Regions from separate parts of the Homo sapiens genome. Here region 1 is linked to region 2. Evidence: read pairs that join two places in POLR2A ChIA-PET (ENCODE). Cell type or tissue: MCF 10A. All regions are shown on one strand. Each heading gives the region's core, and the rest is flanking DNA. Links, peaks and the distances in the headings are about the cores only. Region 1 overlaps FOXP1 (forkhead box P1). Region 2 overlaps FOXP1 (forkhead box P1).

The links. ChIA-PET counts read pairs that join two places held together with the same protein. Peaks named below come from ENCODE experiments on the same cell type or tissue, not always from the same donor. Only the 100,000 strongest peaks of a DNase experiment are listed, where the experiment ranks them.
Region 1: POLR2A ChIA-PET joins it to region 2 with 8 read pairs; 2 of 35 experiments call an interaction of 5 or more read pairs at or near these places.

What each region holds. Positions count from the first base shown.
Region 1 is chr3:71,531,710-71,541,360 of GRCh38, reverse strand. The region is part of intron 2 of FOXP1 (forkhead box P1); the gene reads left to right. Among named protein-coding and RNA genes, the nearest start is that of MIR1284, 5.6 kb to the left of the region's middle. In MCF 10A, for the core only: no CTCF peak of the experiment used is centred there; DNase peaks (open chromatin) are centred at 4,020 and 4,870.
Region 2 is chr3:71,050,043-71,059,693 of GRCh38, reverse strand. FOXP1 (forkhead box P1) reads left to right here. Exons shown (of 21, transcript NM_001349338.3): 8 at 5,921-6,058; 9 at 7,068-7,157. Among named protein-coding and RNA genes, the nearest start is that of FOXP1-AS1, 230 kb to the left of the region's middle. RefSeq lists enhancers at 8,253-8,816, 7,994-9,651. In MCF 10A, for the core only: no CTCF peak of the experiment used is centred there; DNase peaks (open chromatin) are centred at 3,163 and 3,883.

The DNA.
Region 1 (9,651 bases), core at 2,490-4,989, 480 kb before region 2:
ATCTCTCCACCCAACTCCCATACCCTTCTTTTTTTATTTTCATTAAAAAATGCTTTTCTCTTCTAGGGTATGTCTACATATGCCCAAATATTATTCTTCTCTTTTAACAGGGACTGAGAATTATAATTGACCAGTGAGTTTGGTAAAGGTGTAAATAGGTGTGCGATGAAAGTTGATTACCTAATAATTGAAAGCTTGGAAAAAGCATGAATTGGTAGAATCCTAGACTTGGCAATGGCCTTATAAATTAGGGCAGTGCAGTTTGCTAAAAGAAGGGACTTGTCCAAAGTTACATACCACGGTTGAGACAGATTCAGGACTCAAAGCCAGCATTGCCTCAGTGGCTGCAGGAAACAATGGAATCTCAGGCTTCATGGTTTGTGGGGTTTTAATGGCAAGATATTTGTAACCTTTTTGTTAATGTTCTCCTACCTCTTTAACTTGTGGTCCTAAAAACCTTGTTTCCTTCTAATCTTTCATTGGTGTTTGGATTCACATTAGTAACTAAACATATTCACCACCATATTAGGGCACTGGATATTTGCTACACTTGTAAGTGTACACAATATGCGTGTATGTCTGTATTCATACATATTCAGCATAGTGCACACATTTGGAGTCAGGAGACCTGGGTTTAAATGCCAACGGTGGCAGTTTGGAGAAGCGAGGCCTTAGGTGAATTACCCTGACATCTCCAGGTCTCTGTTGTCCCTGCTCTAGAATCGTGATGATAATAATACTTGCCTTAAGGTTGTCCCAAGAAGTTAATGAGATTATGTACATGAGACACTTAGCATGGTGCCCCTGCAGCACATACAGTATTCTTGTCCTTAACGAAAGTTTATTATTTTAATTGATTATCTGTTACCCTTGACAACAAAGGAAAGTAGTGATAAATGCCATATTTAGCCTTGAGTTTCAACATTTTTCTCCTGTAGATTGGTTTGTGTTTCTCACCCTTCTTGTCCCCCCTTCACTCTTTCTTTTCTAGCACCTTCTGCAGCATTTCTTGTTTTACCTTTGGGTGTCATTAGACGTTGTTTACATCATTGTCTGGCGGACCAGTGCTGTTTGCAAAAAGCTCAGGTGCTTCCTCTCCTGCTTACTCTTATTCTCTTCCTTGTCTAGTGACATTGTCTTGAACTTTCTAGCTGGGAAAGACTAAAGGGGATTTGTCACCTGGCAGGGGCCCTCACCAAACTTGTGTCATGCTTGAGAATATTTTGCCTCATTATCGTCAGTAATATCTTCAATGCACACCATTAAGACCAACCTAGGGCTTGAAGAAATGAATATTTAAGGGCATATTTATTGCCTAGATTAGAAAATACAGATTTTAAGTGTTTTCTGCTACTGATAAACTTTGTTCATTCAACAGGTGTTTATTTAGATGTCTACTATGTGCTAGGTGTGCAGGATAAGCAAGACAGACACTATTTGTGCTCTCATGAAGCTTAAAAAGCCTGACATGAATCTTGACATATAGTATCTCCCTGAAATCCAGCTTTAGTTTTACCTTCGATTTCTGTTAGGCTTTGGTCCTTGTTTCTTGTACATCTACTGATTGACTTTCTACAATTCCAACTTAAAATTTATGCTAATAAAAAAGATTTCAAGCTATTGTATTTACAATAGCATCAAAAATACTTAGGAATAGATATAATAAAAGAAGTATAAAACTCATACACTGAAAACTACAAAATATTCTTGAAAGAAGTTAAAGACCTAAGTAAATGGAAAGATATCATATGTTCATAGACTGGAAGACTTATTGTTATCAAGGTGGCACTCTCCATGTTGATCTACAGATTTAATTGCAGTCCCTACCAAAATCCCAGGTATTTTTTTTTTTTTGGCAGAAATCGATAGATTGATGCTAAAAGTCATATGGAAATGCCAGGAAGCCAGAATAGCCAAAACACTTGAAAAAGAACAGAGATGACCGAGCGCGGCGGCTCACGCCTGTAATCCCAGCACTTTGGAAGGCTGAGGCAGGTGGATCACGAGGTCAGGAGATCGAGACCATCCTGGCTAACACGGTGAAACCCCATCTCTACTAACATACAAAAAAAAAAAAAAAAATTAGCTGGGCATGGTGGCAGGTGCCTGTAGTCCCAGCTACTAGGGAGGCTGAGGCAGGAGAATGGCGTGAACCCGGGAGGCGGAGCTTGCAGTGAGCCAAGATTGCGCCACTGCACCCCAGCCTGGGCGACAGAGCGAGACCCCATCTCAAACAAAAAAAAAATAAAAACAAAAAAATAAAAAATAAAAAAACCTAAAACAAAGCTACAATAATCAAGAAAGTATGGTACGAGAATAAGTATGGAGATACAGATCAATGGAATAGAATTGAGAGTCAAGAAATAAACCCTTACATTTATGGTCAGCTGATTGTCAACAAGGGTGCCAAGCCAATTCAGTGGAGAAAGAATAGTCTTCTTAACAGATGATGCTGAGAAAAACAGTATATTCACGTGCAAAAGAATGTAGTTGGACCTCTACTTTACAACATACACATCGAAGACCCGAAAGTATTAAGACCTAAATATAGAAAACTCTTAGAAGAAATTATAGGAATAAATCTTCTTCATGACCATGGATAAGGCAGTGGTTTCTTAGATGTGAAACCAAACCACACGCAACAAAGAACAAATAGATAAACTGGGACCTAGCATTTCTACTCCTGCATATGAACCCAAGAGGAATGAAATTGTCTATCTACAGAAAAGCTTGTACATAAATGTTCATAGGAGAATGATTTATAATAGCCAAAGAGTGGAGACAACTCAGATGTCTATCAACTGGTGGATCAACAAAATGTGATGAATGTTTGCAATGCAGTGTTTTTCAGCCACAAAAAGGAATGAAGTACTCCTGCTGCACCATTGATGAACTTTGCAAACATTGTGCTAACTAAAAGAAGCCAGACACCAAGGGACCGCATATTCAATTCCATTTATAAGAAAGATCCAGAACTGGCAAATCCATTAAGACACAAAGTAGATTTGTAGTTGCAGGGAGCTGGAGAGAGAGGAATGGGGAGAGACTGCTAATGGGTATAGGATCTCTTTTGGGGGTGGTGATCTTCTAACTTATATTGTGGTGATGGTTTCACAACCGTTGAATATACTAAAATCCATTCAGTTCTATTGTTTAAAAGGGTGAATTTTATGGCATGTGAATTGTATCTTAATAAAAAGATTTCACGATCTGTCTGCATTTCTTTACTTGTAGAATGAGGCACTGCTGATTGTGCTCTCTTTTGGCTAATGCAGGGGTCAGCAAATTTCTGTAAAGGGCCAGATAGTAAATCCATTAGGCTTTGCAGGCCATACAGTCTCTCAGCTCTCTTAGTTTTGCCATTGTAGTGCAAAAGCAGCCATAGACAATCTGTAAGTGACTGGGTGTGGTTGTGTTCCAATAAAACTTTATTTATGAATACCGAAATTTCAATTTCACATCGTGTTCATGTGTCACCAAATAGTATTTTCATTGTCTTCTTCAACCATATAAAAATGTAAAAATCACTCTCAGCTCATGGCCTGTAAAAAGCAGGTGGTCAGAAAGATTTGGCCTACAGGCTAGTAGTTTGCCAACCTCTGTGCTGTTGCTACAAAAAGCTTTAAATACATGTTAGCAGCTTCATTAGAGGAGGTATTATTCTTGTCCCTATTTCAAAGATGAAGCAGTTGAGAATTCCAGAGGCTGAGGCAAGTCACCCAGATATTGGCTGCCAGGGCTGGTCCTTGACTCTGTTGAGTTCCAGAACCTGTGCCAAAAAAACACCGTCTTTCTGTCTGACCCATCTGGGTCAGTCAAGGCAGCCCAGCCCCTTCTAGCTGTGCAGGTCACTGCATGCTTCTCCGACTTGGCCTCTGCGCCTGCCTGGTGCCATTCATTATCCTGCATCTTCCATTCATTCTGGAATGCACACTTCCTTCACTCCCTTCTAGTACACTTTTCCATACTGCTGAGCCAATACCCACACTGAGCTGGGGGAAAAACAAATCCACCACCTTGCCTCGCTTTCAGTCTTTCCTCGTGACTCACTCCTTCTGGGAAGGCAATGCCTCGGCCACCTTTTGACCCTAAATCCAGCTGGAACTGAGTTCGCCTTGCTGGCTGCTGGGCTCTGCCTTGATCATCTGTCTTTCGGGAGGCAGATTGGCTGTGCATCATTTCAACCGTCTGCAGTGACAAGTTTTTTAGAGCCTCTTTGTTTCATTTAGTACCCAGGCCTTGGTTAGGACCTTAAAGGAAGTTAAAACCCCAGTGGCACCTTTTATTTAGGGATCGCTGGCTCGCTTGGCCTCAGTCTTCTACTCGCCTTTCCCACGTCCACCTGACATCCTGGGACAGTTGGCAGACCTTCCCTCCATGGCTCAGGTGGGCAGGAGGCAGAGTCAGCAGGGGTGTTAAGTCACTTCTACATCTCTGCGTGGCCGTCATCGCTGCTATTCTGCACATGTGTTGCCACTGGGGAAAATGGGACACTATATAGAGGGTGTCTTCTCCCACCACACTCTGTGGGGGTGGGAGAACCCACACCAAACGATCATCATGTTGGATTTGCATCATGGCACATTGAGAATGTGTTCAGTGGGACTGTGGATACTATGGAACCTTTCCCACAGAGTCCTTTGTAATGCCTCTGCTAGGATCCAGTTCATTGCTCAAACACCCATACATTTTTGCCCTTTATATGCGAGGATTTTATTCTGAAAGCTGTGTTATCTGTGCTGCTTTTCCAAGACAGAGCAACAACTACCAAAAAAAAAAAAAAAAAAGAGACATGGTTTAGAAGTGTTTAAGTGATAAATGCAAGCTCTTTATTTATGACTCATAATGTGGTTAAGAGTCCTTCGACTTTAGTACAGTCTCCATTCCTAGTAGTTTGGACTGTGTGAAGTGCTAAAATTCCGATTCTGTGCAAAAATGATCCTGCCAGTTGCTGACTAGGGTGACTGGGGTGTGGAGGTGAAGACATAGACCCTCTGAGCATTTGGGTAGGGGATGCGTAGGGTAAGCGAATTGCATTGTTCTGCAATTCGTGGGTCACAAGTAAATTATTGAGAGTTCAGAAACTTCTTCTTTGGCCTAAAATATTTAAAAAGTACTCCTTGTAGGGTGTCTTTGGTTATAAGTAACAGAGGGAATTTTTAGGGATGATTTAGAGTGGGATCATGGAACCCATGGTGAAATTGAAAACTGGAATCCTTCAGGACATGAGGCACCTTCTCTCTGTGTCACTCTTCTTGTGTCTCGTTGTGTTTTGACTGTGCTTTATTTTGCTCTCCCTCCCTGCAGACTACCTCAAGGCAACTGTTAGTCTGCAAATGGCCTCTCAGGACTGCCCCCAAGGGTCACCCTTGATCTCTAAGGCTTTCAGAATTCTGTCATATTATTCTGTCTGAATACTTAGTGTTCTTGTTAGGAGCCTTGGTGTTGTAGGTAGCTAACAGGCAAGCCAGGGTGGAGGGCACGGGGAGGCGTTGTGTGTATTAGAAGGATCTTGGGATATCTTTAGGACTCTGGGATGCCGCCATATCTCAGAGTGGGGCAGAACCAGGAATGGGAATCACCAGGAGCCTGAACAGAGTTCTCTAATTTCTCATCCCTGTTTCTTTCTCTTCTTTTGAGACAGAGTCTCCCTCTGTCACCCAGTCTGGAGTGTAGTGGTGCGACTGCAGCTTACTGCAGCCTTCACCTCCCAGGCTCAAAGATCCTACCTCAGCCTCCCAAGTAGCTGGGACCACAGGTGCACGCCACCACGTCCAAGCTAACATTTTGTGTTTTTGTTGTTGTTGTTGTTGTTGTTGTTAGAGATGGGTTTTTGTCATATTGCTCAGGCTGGTCTCGAACTCCTGGCCTCAAGTGATCCACCTGCCTTGGCCTCCCAAAGTGCTAGGATTCCAGGCATGAGCCACTGTGCCTGGCCTCATCCCTGTTTCTCGCTGCATATCTCTGCTTTGCCACTGGCTCTCAGCAGACTCGCCCCTCTGCTTCTCAGGCCATGACCTGCTTGCCATGAATTCTGAGTGGACCTATTAAGTTCTCCTCCAGTGAAATAACATCTTACCTGAAGGTCAGGTTCTGAAGTTAGCATATGAGATGAAAATTGCTTATGGTTAAAATATCCTTTCAGAGCCTTGGAAGTCACCAGTAAGCAGGGCCAGATGCACCTGGTTTGTGGGGCATGTGGGATCAAAGACCCACTAAAGGAACACAGGATTTTCAGCTCCTTTTGCTCCCGGGCATTTGCTCATCATTTGCACTATTACTAAATGCTCTTCCCTTCCCTGCTCCTTCTCCAAGCATTGGTACATGTCTTTGTGCTAGTTAAGCTTGAGTACATTGTGATTTCACTAGATCACACTCCCAATTTCAAGTTCAGTGTGAAGAATATAGAGGTTCTGGTTGGTCTAGCCTTGGCCACGTATGTGTCCCTCATAGGTCAGCTCTGGCTTAGAGTGGCTGGTTACATTCAGGAAATGCTCATACTTTTAAATTAAATTTGCAAAAATAAGAGAGAGTCTTGGAACAAATAATGAGAATGAGACCTAGAAAAGTGACAGTTGGAATATGGTCCCTGGCTGTGGTGAGCCCTTAAATAGAGTGTTTTCCAGGGTCTGCATAGAGTCACCTGTGGACTACTGTTGAAATGCAGATTTCTCAACCCCATCCAACCCCACTCTGGCTCTGTCCCATCTTCTAGAGGTTGAGCCAAAGATCTGCATTTTCAAGTAAGCAAACCAGATGAATCTTATCCACACTAAAGTTTAATTACTGCTTATAAGAGGAAGATATTGGGCTGTTTTAACTACATTTGGAGTAAAGCTTTTTAATTCTAGTGAGAAGTGGAGTTGACCTTTGAACTGGGGGTGTCTACTCATACGTGGATTTTTTTTCGACCACATGCAGAGTGAAAACTCAGTGTTGGTGAATGGGAAACCAGTGTATAGGGAGAGCCTTAGGGTTTTTTGTTGTTGTTGTTGTTGTTGTTTTTGACAGAGTTTTTGCCTAGGCTGGAGTGCAATGGCGTGATCTCCACTCACTGCAACCTCCACCCCCCCAGGTCCAAGCGATTCTCCTGCCTTGGCCTCCTGAGTAGCTGGGATTACAGGCGTACGCCACCACACCTGGCTAATTTTGTATTTTTAGTAGAGACAGGGTTTCACTGTGTTGGCCAGGCTGGTCTCGAACTCCTGACCTCAGGTCATCCGCCTGCCTTGGCCTCCCAAATTGCTGAGATTACAGGCGTTTGCCACCGCGCACAGCTGCCTTTGAGGGTTTTGCAGGGCTGACTGCAGGACTTGAGTATGCACGGATTTTGGTCTACTTACGGGTTCTGAACCAGTCCCCCAATATACAGACGGACAACTGTGATTATGCTCCTTCTCTTTTTTGAACAATTGGGCTTCCCGTGACACCAAGGCTTAGGGCTTTTTCTGTATTCATTTTGGGTTACAATCACCTTAAACCCATTTTTGAGGAAGGTGGATTCCAAAGAAATGTTGAGTTCTGTTATTTTTCCTTGTATTTCTTGTAGCTCTCTGGAGGATTGCATCATAATGGCTGAAGACTTTAATTATTCATTCAACAAAAGAATAAGATGGAGACTAAAATTTGTCTGGAGGATGTTTTGCATGTCATCCCAATCTTTGCTATTGCCCCCTTTAAAACACCCGAAAAATAATTCTGCAGAATTAAAGAGTGAGGGGAAGGATTTGAAATTGTTCACAGAACAATAATGGGGTTGGGGACGCCAATTTTCCACACAGTCGAAAATCTGGGTGTAACTTATGATTCCCCAAAACATAACTACCAGAGCTTACTGTAGAACAGAAGCTTTCCTGGTAACATAAACAGTCAATTAACACATATTTTGTATGTTCCATATATAATATATTGCTGTATTCTGACAATAAAGTAAGCTAGAGGAAATGAAATGTTATTAAGAATATCATAAGGAAGACAAAATATATTTACTCTTCATTAAGTGGAAATGACTCATCATCGTTCTTTACATTGAGTAGGCTGAGAAGGTGGAGGAAAGGGAGGGGTTGGTCTTGCTTGTGCAGGGCTGGCAGGGGTGGAAGAAAATCCTCTCATAAGTGGGCCTGTGCACTTCCAACCCAGGTTGTTCAAGGCTCAACTGTACATACCATGATAATGCATCTTGCCTAATTAACAGTTGTGAAATGTTGGAGTTATGTGGTATTTTTATTTCATATTAAGAAAGTCAAAAATATTTTTGTAGCAGTTGAGTTCTCACTGGCCGCTGCAGAAGTATTTGTTAAAACTTGTATGGTAACTTTACCTTCTGGTAGATTCTAAACTCTTTCTTTCTGATTGCAGGAGCAAGATGTATCAACCAGGGTCCTATGCTTTGATTTGGAATGTTTGAATATGACTCATGTTTATTTCCTTCAAGGATGAAGTGTGTATACCTCAGTAGATCCTGTCCCCCGCCTCGCCTCCTGAAAATGTATGCTTAAAAACAAATTATGAAGTTATTGCTAGATATGTGGTTGGAGTGGCCAGTGTAAACTTAGTTGTTGCTTACGGCACTTTCTGTTCTCTGTGGAACAGAAGGGCGGGGCAGGTGGGGAACTGGAAGAAGCAGCTTCCCTTTGCTTTTCCTGCCAAATTTAGTAAAAAAAGAAAAAAAAGAGGGAGGCCCCACCTTGTCTTCATCTCCTGTCTGCACAGTTGGGCATGGATTGGGAGGAGATCTTGCCAACACTGTGAGTTTTAATAAGTTATTTTAAAAATTTCCTACCTTAAGGAAACTCACACTGACACCAAATTAATTTTTTTAAAAAATCATTCCACTAGGACCTGTCTTGCCAACAGTTTTGGGTAAAACACTGAAGGTAAGATGACAGCCATCCAGGGAGTGTATTTGGTTTGTGGGACCATCCACTTTTGGGTGTTTGAGTAACTTCATTAATAGTTTCTTTGTGCCGGCCGTGGTGGCTCATGCCTGTAATCTCAGCACTTTGGGAGGCCGAAGTAGGCAGATCGCTTGAGCTCAGGAGTTGGAGACCAGCCTGGGCAATACGGCAAAACCCCGTCTCTACAAAAAATACAAAAATTTGGGTGTGGTGGCACACATCTGTAGTTCCAGCTACTCAGGAGGCTGAGGCGGGAGGATTGCTTGAGCCCAGGAGGTGGAGGTTGCAGTTAGCCAAGATCACGCCACTGCACACCAGTCTGGGCAACACAGTGAGACCCTGTCTCAAAACAAAAGAATTTTTTTTCTTTGCTGTGCCAGGTGATGGAGGAACTTTTGCAAGAGAGATAAAAAAGAAGACTGCCTATTAAGTCAATGGAAGCCTGTAGGACTTGAGATTTCATTGAAATAAGTAAAAGGAATTGTAGAATTGAGCATGTGGAAGTCGCATAAATGACATTCGGTTTTTTCAGAGTATTCTGAAATGGTGGGGTACACAACACATATAGTTGGGCTATAAATTTCATGCGTCCTCCACTTACCTACATAGTAAGGTAGGAAGATACAAAATCTTGGGTCTAGAACGCTGTAGTTGAAGGATCTGTCTACCTGAACACACAAACGTTCCCAGTTAAGCCTTTTCCATGTAGGTTTCAACTTGTTGGCCCATCCCAAACATCTTTGGCTTGAAGATG
Region 2 (9,651 bases), core at 2,668-5,167:
TTTAATTCACATGCCCTAAATTGTTTTCCATCCCAGCTACAGGAGAAAGTGGTTGAAGTAGGAAAGAGAAGGCATTTTCTTGATTTAAATAATAATAATAGTTGCTAGGTTGAAAGAATCAGTGCTTATTGAGTGATTATTTTCATGTGTAGCTTCCATTGTTTCCTGTATTTAACAATTGCTAATGGGAGAAGCGATTTAATTTATGTAAACTTTACATTTTTATGCAAATGAAGCTGATATTTATTAGAGCTAAAACAATTATACTGGCACTTAGTGGAGTAACCTTGTGTGCCTGGGAAATGTTAGAGGAGAGCAGTTGATGTTCCACTAATACCTCTGCTGTAAACAAATATGCATTTATGCCACTTTTTAGAATTTAAAGACAAAAAGAAGAGCTCGGAGAGCATTGCTGGAGATTGCTTATTAGGGTTGATAACCTGAAATAACTCCTGATTGGCAGGCGAGCCTTGGCCTTACAATTTTTTTGTGAAAGAAAGATAGCCTTTCTTGATAGAATGTAATAAACAAAATGATAAAAAATGAAATGCTAATTGCATTTTAAAGAGGTCTTTTGAAAAAAAATTTTTAATAGTTGGTTGTATTGTTACTGAGAGAACTGTTATGCTAATGACTGACTACCTAGATGATTTTGCATTAATATAATAACCATTACCTGCCTTAGTGCTTTGTACAGTATTGTGGCAAAATAGCTAAGCCTAAAGGAGTTATACAAAAAGCAGAATTCCATAATGAAACAGAATTTTACTTTCCACATAAATAGCATGCTTTTTTTTTTTTATTTTTTTAAGACCGAAATATTATATCAGAAGTGTGTTTTCTTTCCTGTATGATAGTTACTTGCATGGTACCTGGTTGGTTCATTTTGTTTTGTTTTTTTAATACCATGGAGAAATAGAAGCTTTCTAACTTTTCTGTTTGCCAATACATCTGTTGTATCCATTGACTTGTTAATTATGAAAACTTGTTTTCCACAGGGGGCCAGAGGTGATGATGTTTAATTTTCTTCTATACAGGCTAGCTTGTATATGGTCATAAAAAACTTGGCATAGTTTTTTTTTTTTTTTCTCCTCTCTCTCTTTTAATGGAGCTATTTTCTCTGTTTGGTTTTGTTGTGACATTCTGGAGCCTTCTAATTTAATTTGTTTTGCTCCTGCTATTTGATTAACCAGGTGACACTGCCAAACCTGGTCAGTTATCACCCAAATACAGCCTGAAGGCTAGAACGGAAGTGAATTTCCTGGGACATACATGTGGTGAATGATCAGAGGGTAAAAAGAGTTTCTAAATTATTAACCAAATTAATAAAAATGAAACAGTGTTTAGCATTTTTTATCTTCTCTTTTTATTATTTGTATACACAGTAATTATGAGATGATACCCAACGTGCAAAATTTATGTGTATGTGTACTAGGTAGTATTTACTTGTAGTTGACTGGAGTGTAAACTGAAGAGAGAAGAAAATGATAACATGTTATTTTCAGTATTTATATTGTGTCTTCTCCCCTCCCACCCAATTCCTTCAATTGTCTCCTAGATTAGAAATAAGTATTGTTTCTCTGAGTGTTTTTATTTGTTTGTTTGCTTTTTAGATTTTTCCCTTCCCATCATCTACGTTTCCCCATTGGGCGTTAAAGGAAATAATATGGCATATTATTTTAATAGTCTTTCAGCATTCAGATGATAGAGAGTCATTTTGAAGAAAAAACCGTATCAGGCAGAATTTACACAGCAGTGTGTATGGGCTTTTAGCAGCAGTTGTTAGTGCTAACACCGTTTTCCCAGTTGCTGGTATTAAGGTAGCAGCAGGCCCATACTAGCAGAGCTGTGATGGCCCAAGCACAGCTGTATTTCTGCCATTCCCGCAGGTTTGGGTGCACCTGGGATCGACCACACCCAGTTGGTATCAGTCAACAGTGTATCATGCCGTGTGTTTTTTTAATTCATGATTTCCTCTTGAAACTCCACTGAGGAGTGTTAACTGTGTGCGTTTTTTTAAATTCAGTTTTGTATGCTAGCATTCTTTAAATGTCTGCCAGAAGTTTAATTTGAATTTCTGATCCCTGAAGGCAGCTAGACAGAATCATTCTAGTTCTTCATAAATTGCCTTCTATGATTCATTGTTAACTCATAAAACATACTCATTTCTATATACTCAAACAGTTAAGGTAGTTACAGTATCGGAAATTTTTTTTTTTTTTTTGCCTTATATTTAAATCGTCTTTTGAGAAAGAAATCAAGAATTAGCTTGAACTCCCAGTTAAGGCATGAACCCTGTAGCACAGAAAACATCAGAAATGAATGTTGTTATCTCAAGGAGGTTAAGGTAGAAGGCATGAAATCTGAAAAAAAAAAAAAAAAAAAAAAAAAAAAAAAAAAAAGTTTCGTTTTTACTGAATACTTTTAAAGAGGGGCCCATAAATATTAGAGAGCTGTAGTTAAAAACTCACATGACTGTTTTAAATACTATTGATTTAAACCACTGGCTAGATTTTATGAATCAAAGTGTAATTTTGAAGCTTTGGCCATATTTCTCAGTGCTAAAGCACTCTCTCTTGTGTGCCTTTAGCCGCTTTCCAGACATTCAACACAGGATTAAATGATAGTAGTTACAGTGATCAATAGGTTAAGACTGCTACAATCACTCTTGCCGCTAATGACCTCAGTAGTAATGGGCAATAAAGTGTGGGCTGTAATAGCCTCTCGCTGGTACTGCATGCCCTTTGATTCCTAGTGTTAGTAGGGACTAGCTACATGAAAAAGTTGGACGTTGGGAATTAAGGGAGTGGATATATAGGCTATAATTCTTAACTATTTAAAGCCTTAAAAACTGCTCAGATTTTTTTTTTTTAATTTCTTTTCTACCCCACCATAGTTTCTGGTCTATTTGAATATGTTTGTTAAAGCTTTTCCATAACCTCTTTTCATGATATGTTAGAACAGAAACGTTGGGGAAATCTTGGTTTTATAACATTTGTAAATGAAGCTGGAGCCCACTTTGGAGGCCCAGAGCTAACTGGCATGAAAACGTGGTTTCAGATAGTAAAAGCGAAGTTAAGGCCATCAGGATATAATAGCCCACTTCTGATTATTCAGAAGTGATCAGCCCGTTTGGAGGATTACTCAGGCCTCTTGCTTCCTTCCCTCCTTTGGCAGTGCCTGCTGCTGTAAAGCATATTATTACTCATCAGCACCTCCATCAAAATGTCCAAAAGGAAAAAGAAGGGGAGACTCAAGTTCATTATCCTGTTCCGTAACTGCAAAAAAATGAATAAATGATTATGGGAAAAGGAGATTTAAGCCACTGGTTTGATGTCAGCCTTTAAAAATTGTCTGTACAGGTATATGTCAGTCCTTTCCATGATTCCCCCTTTTATTATTGACAGTTAAGGGACAATGTTGTTTCTCCTTTAAGAAGATGCTTCTAGTTTTACCTGAGTTAAGGGGAAAAAGTATTTTAGGAGACATATGTAACTTTTAAAATCAGTTTTATTGAGGGATGATTTACGTGCGCTCAAATATACTGATTTTCAGTGTCTAGTTGGAAGAGTTTTGACGATTGTATACACGTGTGTGAGCACCACCTCACTCGAGATATGGACATTTCCATCGCCCCCAAAAGTTCACCTGTGCCCCTTTCTAGTATAAGGTTTCTATAGCTCTTTTAAAAACGATGACCAGGAGGTTATTTCTATCATGATTTCTGCTCTAACTCTGTTAAGTTCATGTTCATCACCAGTTTAGATTTTACACCACCCTATTCCTGTCTGTTTTCCTGTTCATCACCATCAGAATTTGGCTCAAGAATATTTATATTGTACATCATCCAAGAAACGCAGAGGAAAAAAGAAACCTTAAACATGGTTCTTTTGTTTGCTTAATCAAACCTCCCCGTATGATGATGCAACTCTCAAGGAAAAGTAAACTTCTATTGTGATACGCTGGCTTTAGCAGCTCAAAGGATACCGATTGGCACCCAAAAGATACTTAAAAATCCGAAAAGTTTCTTCTGTATGAAGACAAAGTAGACTAACTGGAATTAATTTGTAGATGGTTAGATGTTTTGATAATGTCTTCCTGGTGTTTGCCCTAAACTGAATGCGAGTTCACTGTTCCAATCGTTGGTGATATTTCGTGCTACAAATTATCTTTTTAAAAGGGTAATTTATCCATTCATATACATCTGTCCCATTTTGCATATGAAAATATTCAGACATGCCCATCTGTTTTAAATTACAGTGTATCTACATCTACACTTAAAAGGCCACTGGAATAGGAAGAATTCATGGATGACCTTCCAGAGCTGGGTTAATGAAATTTTTCGAATGTTCTAACTAGTGTTTTCCAAACACACGACACTGGCACATCAACATCCCCACACATGAAACAAGCCCACAACAACAGTGGAGAACATTCGCTGTGCATGAATCTGACCTTCAGGAACCATTTTTAGTTCATCAAAATTAGTGATGCTGAGAAATCGGGACATCAGTGCATAATGACTGTGAAATTAGGAATGAGAGCTCGCTATGCAAATGACAGGACAAATCATGTGAAAAAGTCAGGATAAACTGCATATTAAGACATTATGTTACATAAAATTAATACTGCATTTCTGCCTTTTGCTTACTGCTCCCCTGAAAGATTTTTTAATTCTTTTATCTTCTGATCAGCTATTGTCTGCCGGATTTTTTTTTTTAAGTAGCACACAGGCAAAGTGCAAAACATGTTATTACCTTTTATTGTAATACATGAGATGACAGCATATCCTTTTTAACAAAGTATATCCTTTACTGCTTCTAGCTTCTTGCTGTCACATGTTTGATTAGAAACCAAAGAAAAGTAAGATGCTTAAATATTACGGTTAGAAGACATACAGGTTTTGTCTTTTCTTTCATTGTTTTTTCTTTCCTTATCTTTTTATTTGGGGCGGGGGGTGATTTTTCATGAAATAGTCTTCTTGCATTACGGGGACTGACAAAATGGGTCTCATGTAGTCTGCAAATTAAACACAAGTGCAGTGATTATTTTGAATAGCTAAATTACATTCTAGAAAGCTTGCAGAATTCATAGCATTGTCATTAGGTATCCGCTTGAATACAATTTGTGTAACCTTGGCCAAGACAGCCTGTCATTTTAATGTCAGTGTTTTATCTGAACAAGACATCATCCTTTCAGATACAGTGTGCAGGTTCCTTGCAAAGATGCCCGTGCAGAAACGTGTTAACAGTTGCAAATATGAAATGCTATCAAGTTCATCACTGTAGCTGTTTGTCACTGAAATGTCATGGAAAGCGGGTTTTAATGGTATTGCACATAATATGAAAGAATTGAGACATCTGTGTGCTGGGTGAATAAGGAAGAGTAAAAGGCATCATGCGAAGGGTCTGTGTTTAAGTTCGGAAGGTGTGTCCAAGGTTCCCTTCCCAGCAAGTATAAGCATTGATTGGTTGTTCTTAAAATCACTGTCCACAGAGCAAGTGTGCTCATATGGGCTCCACCTGCAAAGGTGCTGGTTACCATTTGTCTTCTCTCAAACAAAATTCAAGTCTGGGTTAACTTCCCACAGATGGTTTTGACCAAAAACTCACTCTCAATAAGCAATTGAGAACTGTCGTATCTTAACTCCAGTTAGCATTTATTAAGTTTGTCCTTTTTGTGTGCTTGCAAGGCTGCCTGGAACCCCCATCAGTACTGCAAGATTTTACTTTTCTTTCTTTAAAATAAACTCCATGATAGATTAAATAGGATCTGTTGCTGCATCCCCTCTGGATAAATACATGTTGCATGGGAAATTGGTCAACTCTTTAAGCAGGCTGATGGCAGTCAGCTGCTGAACCTGGGAGGCTGCGTGCTTCTGATTTCCTGGCTTCCTATTTATCCTTCATTAACATTCTAGGTTCCCGTGTCAGTGGCTATGATGACACCTCAAGTTATCACTCCCCAGCAAATGCAGCAGATCCTCCAGCAACAAGTGCTGAGCCCTCAGCAGCTCCAGGTTCTCCTCCAGCAGCAGCAGGCCCTCATGCTTCAACAGGTAATTGTCCTTCCTCCACCTCCAGCCTGTCTCCCCCAGAACCCAGGGGCCCCCATCACTCCATTCGCAATCTCCCCTCCACCAGAGCAGCTCCTTTGCTCAGTGAAGAGTAAAGCAGCGTGGGTGGGGCAGGACACAGACCACTCCCTGAATAATCGATGTGCTTTTGCATGCCCAAAAGAGAGGAGCCCTGCCATGGTGACTAGTGTTTGGGCCTGGAGAGTACCCGATGGACTGAGATCAGGGCTGTAATTGGACTTGGTAGCAGTAAGATCTTTTAGGTTTACATGGCTCCTAAATGGTGTGAATCAAAGCAAAATGAGGAGCACGTTGGGAGTGGTTTAAATATGACAGCTCTTGATGTCCCCATTTCGACTCAGAAGCTTACAGATTTTTTTTCTTTAAACATAAAGAAGCATTCTAGAATTTGCTAATTTTAAGGTCCAGAGTTGATTTTACTTCTTCCACATACGATGTTGCTGAAATGAACTTCTGGTTGTCATTGCACTATGGGGACCTAATATTCAGACTTCACAGCCACCTGAACCAAATAGATGAGATTCGGAACTACAGCGTTGGGAGTCACTGGCCTGGGGTGGTGGGGACAGGATGCAGCGGAAGCTCCCAGGCTGTCCATGCACACACTGAATAACACTGCATAGTGCCCAGCCCTGTCATTTAGAAAGCATGCAGAAGAGATTCACCAGACTCTCTCAGCAAGGGCATTTCAGCTTTGTTGTACAATCAAAGGTCATTCTTTGCCTTATTTTAATTAGTTTGTGTAGAAAATGGTATGTTTTTCATCAGTTCATTTTGGAGATTACTTTTCAAACAATAATGCCAAGAATAGTCAGTGTGCGCTGAATTTATTGTCGAGTTTCAAACTAAAGGTCAGGCCATTACAGATAAAAGGATGCTATTTTTCAAATCACAGTTTGTGTATGGCACCAAAAGGGACAGTGGATTGGCGCTACCCTCTGTTACTTACCGTCCTCTCTTTCCTTTGTAGCAGCAGCTTCAAGAGTTTTATAAAAAACAACAGGAACAGTTGCAGCTTCAACTTTTACAACAACAACATGCTGGAAAACAGCCTAAAGAGGTACCGACAATACATATTTTACTTTCAAACCACAGATCCCAGAGGACTATCTAGTGGCTATTAAACTGTCATTCATCTTTTAAATGATTGCACAACTGAGCTGACTCTATCGGTTCTCAGCTTTCAGACTGAGAATTATTGTCCTGTTTTCACTCAGATTTTTCTGGGTTCCATTTGCTTGCTGCCACATATTTTATAACACCACTGCACGTGTACCTGTGTGAGGAGCAGGAGAGGCATCGTTGACAGAGTCTTCAGGTTACTTTTTGCAACCTGGTAACAACTGAGGGCCAGGATGGAGCTGGGAGAAGTGAAGTGCTTTCAGGAAAATTTTACTTGGATGCACACTTAATTTTTTTTTTTTTTCCCCAGCTCACAGAGCTTGGGTGTGTGGTGATGGCCTTTTCCATTGGAAGAATAACCCCTTGTGAGGTTGGATAAACAAACAAAAATGTTAGAACAAGATTAAACATCCACATCTTTTGTTTAACTTCTTCCTGCAAGTTGTACATAATGTAATTGCTAAAGGCATGTGCCAGAGAGCATGAGTTGAAGTTAGAGAAGACTCCAGCTTGGGTTGTGTTTTCTTGGGCAGGGTGGAGAAAAGTATATCATAATAGCTTCTATATGCACCACGCTTGGTAGTGTCCATAACTTATCACATTATGCCACACCATGAAGGTTGACAGCATTCGTCCCATAAATGATAAGGCCTTTCTTTCCAGGGAGTTACCAGTTCACCTTCTATTCAGTTCTGCGTGGGTGAGACTCAGTTGTGGGAGTATCCGTGTGCATGTGTGCGTTATTATGACATCTTTCTACCCATTCCAGAGTTATCCAATTTAACTTGCCTCCTCATATTTTTACAGTGGACTGAAAATTCTTTTTGTTTAAGTGTTCTCCTTGGGATGACACAATTTATAATTCTATATACAGCACCTCATCCACTTTAACAGCTTCTTCACCAGCCCTAAGCAGGTGGCCACTTTTGTTCTTTTGCAGGGAGTCTTACCAGGTGACTCGACGTCCCTGTCCCTCACCTAAGTGAGGATGCTGGGCTGTGCTAATTTTACACCCTGGGAGTGACCCAGACATTCTCCCTTTGCTGCCTCCTCCCTTGACACAAATTGGGGACGTTTTCCATGTCCTGCCAAGTTTTCACCCTGGAGTCCTGTTGAGCAGCCGGATGTAAACCCCTGCAGAGTAGGGGCAGTTTTGGGGTGAAGGGGAGGAGGTGTTTTAATGAAAATGCTGACACAACCTTAAGTACAGTGGCGCTCTACCGGGTGCTGCTATAATAAAAAAGGGAACAGATTAAAAAGTGTCTAAAATGTAAATCTAAAGGACTAACAGTAATTAAAATGGAAATGGCACAGGGAGGGAAGGCATGTAATTGTGAGATATCACTGTGCAGAAGGCTCTCAGCTTTGTTTTGCTGGCTGTTTTTCTAATTCAGCAGGGCTTACTCATCAGTGGCAGTTCAATGCGCGTTAATGACTCTGGGATTGCAGGCATCACTCTGGACAAAGAAATGATTATTGTGCGGTCAAAAGAAGTTCAAAGACAAGAAGGGAATTTCAGTTTTTTCCTTAGAGATCCACATTCAAGAGCATATAAATTAAGCCAAATGTTAAAAACCACAGTCTGAAAGCTGACTTCAAAGTCACAACTCTCTAATTAATGAACTGCGAGCTTCAGTTTGGACAAGTTGTGGTTTGATGCGCCCATAAATCAACATGACAGGCCTGTTTCACAGTCTCAGACAGTGCTTGTCATTGAGTCACATCAGATGTAAACACAGCAGAAAAAAGAAGGGGTATGAAGGAGGTGCAATTGATCAACAGAATTGGTAAAAACCCACTTTTGAAGCACATTATGCATGATCACAGGAAATGGTTACAGCCTCAAGAGGTTTCCCCTTCTGCTGTTGCTTTTTTGAATCAGATTGCTAACAGCCTTCAAAAGGGAGAATAAGAATTATGGAGTTTCTCCCCTGTGGCTTGCAGGCAATAACCCCCTGTTGTTATTTTGTGCTTCTTTCTTTTCAAAGGCATCAAAATTTAGTTTTTTAAAGATCTTTAACTCTATATTTGAAGACAAACAAAAAAGGGCTGCCACTGTCATTCTTATCAGTTACCAGGGATTGCGTTTTTCCTTTCTGTTGCCACTTCTTATTAACCTCTTATTTGGTCTGTGAGACATAGTTTGGAATGCACGTCTGCATGCTGGGAGAACATGAAAGTTCAGATGAGCTCAGAGGGCACATAAAGAAATGGGAAGGGGAAAGTTACACAGCAGAAAGAAGGATAAAAGTTACCTCTCCCAAATTGCTGTTGTCAGAAAGGAAAGCATCTCAGAGCACAAAGATGATAGTGGTCCCTGAGTTTGGGAAGGGAGTGGCAGGGGGTGGGGAGTGTAGGGGAGAAGGAGAACACTTTGTGTCTAAACAAGGAGAAAGCAAGACATTGTAGGAACATTCTTGCATCTCCAGGTC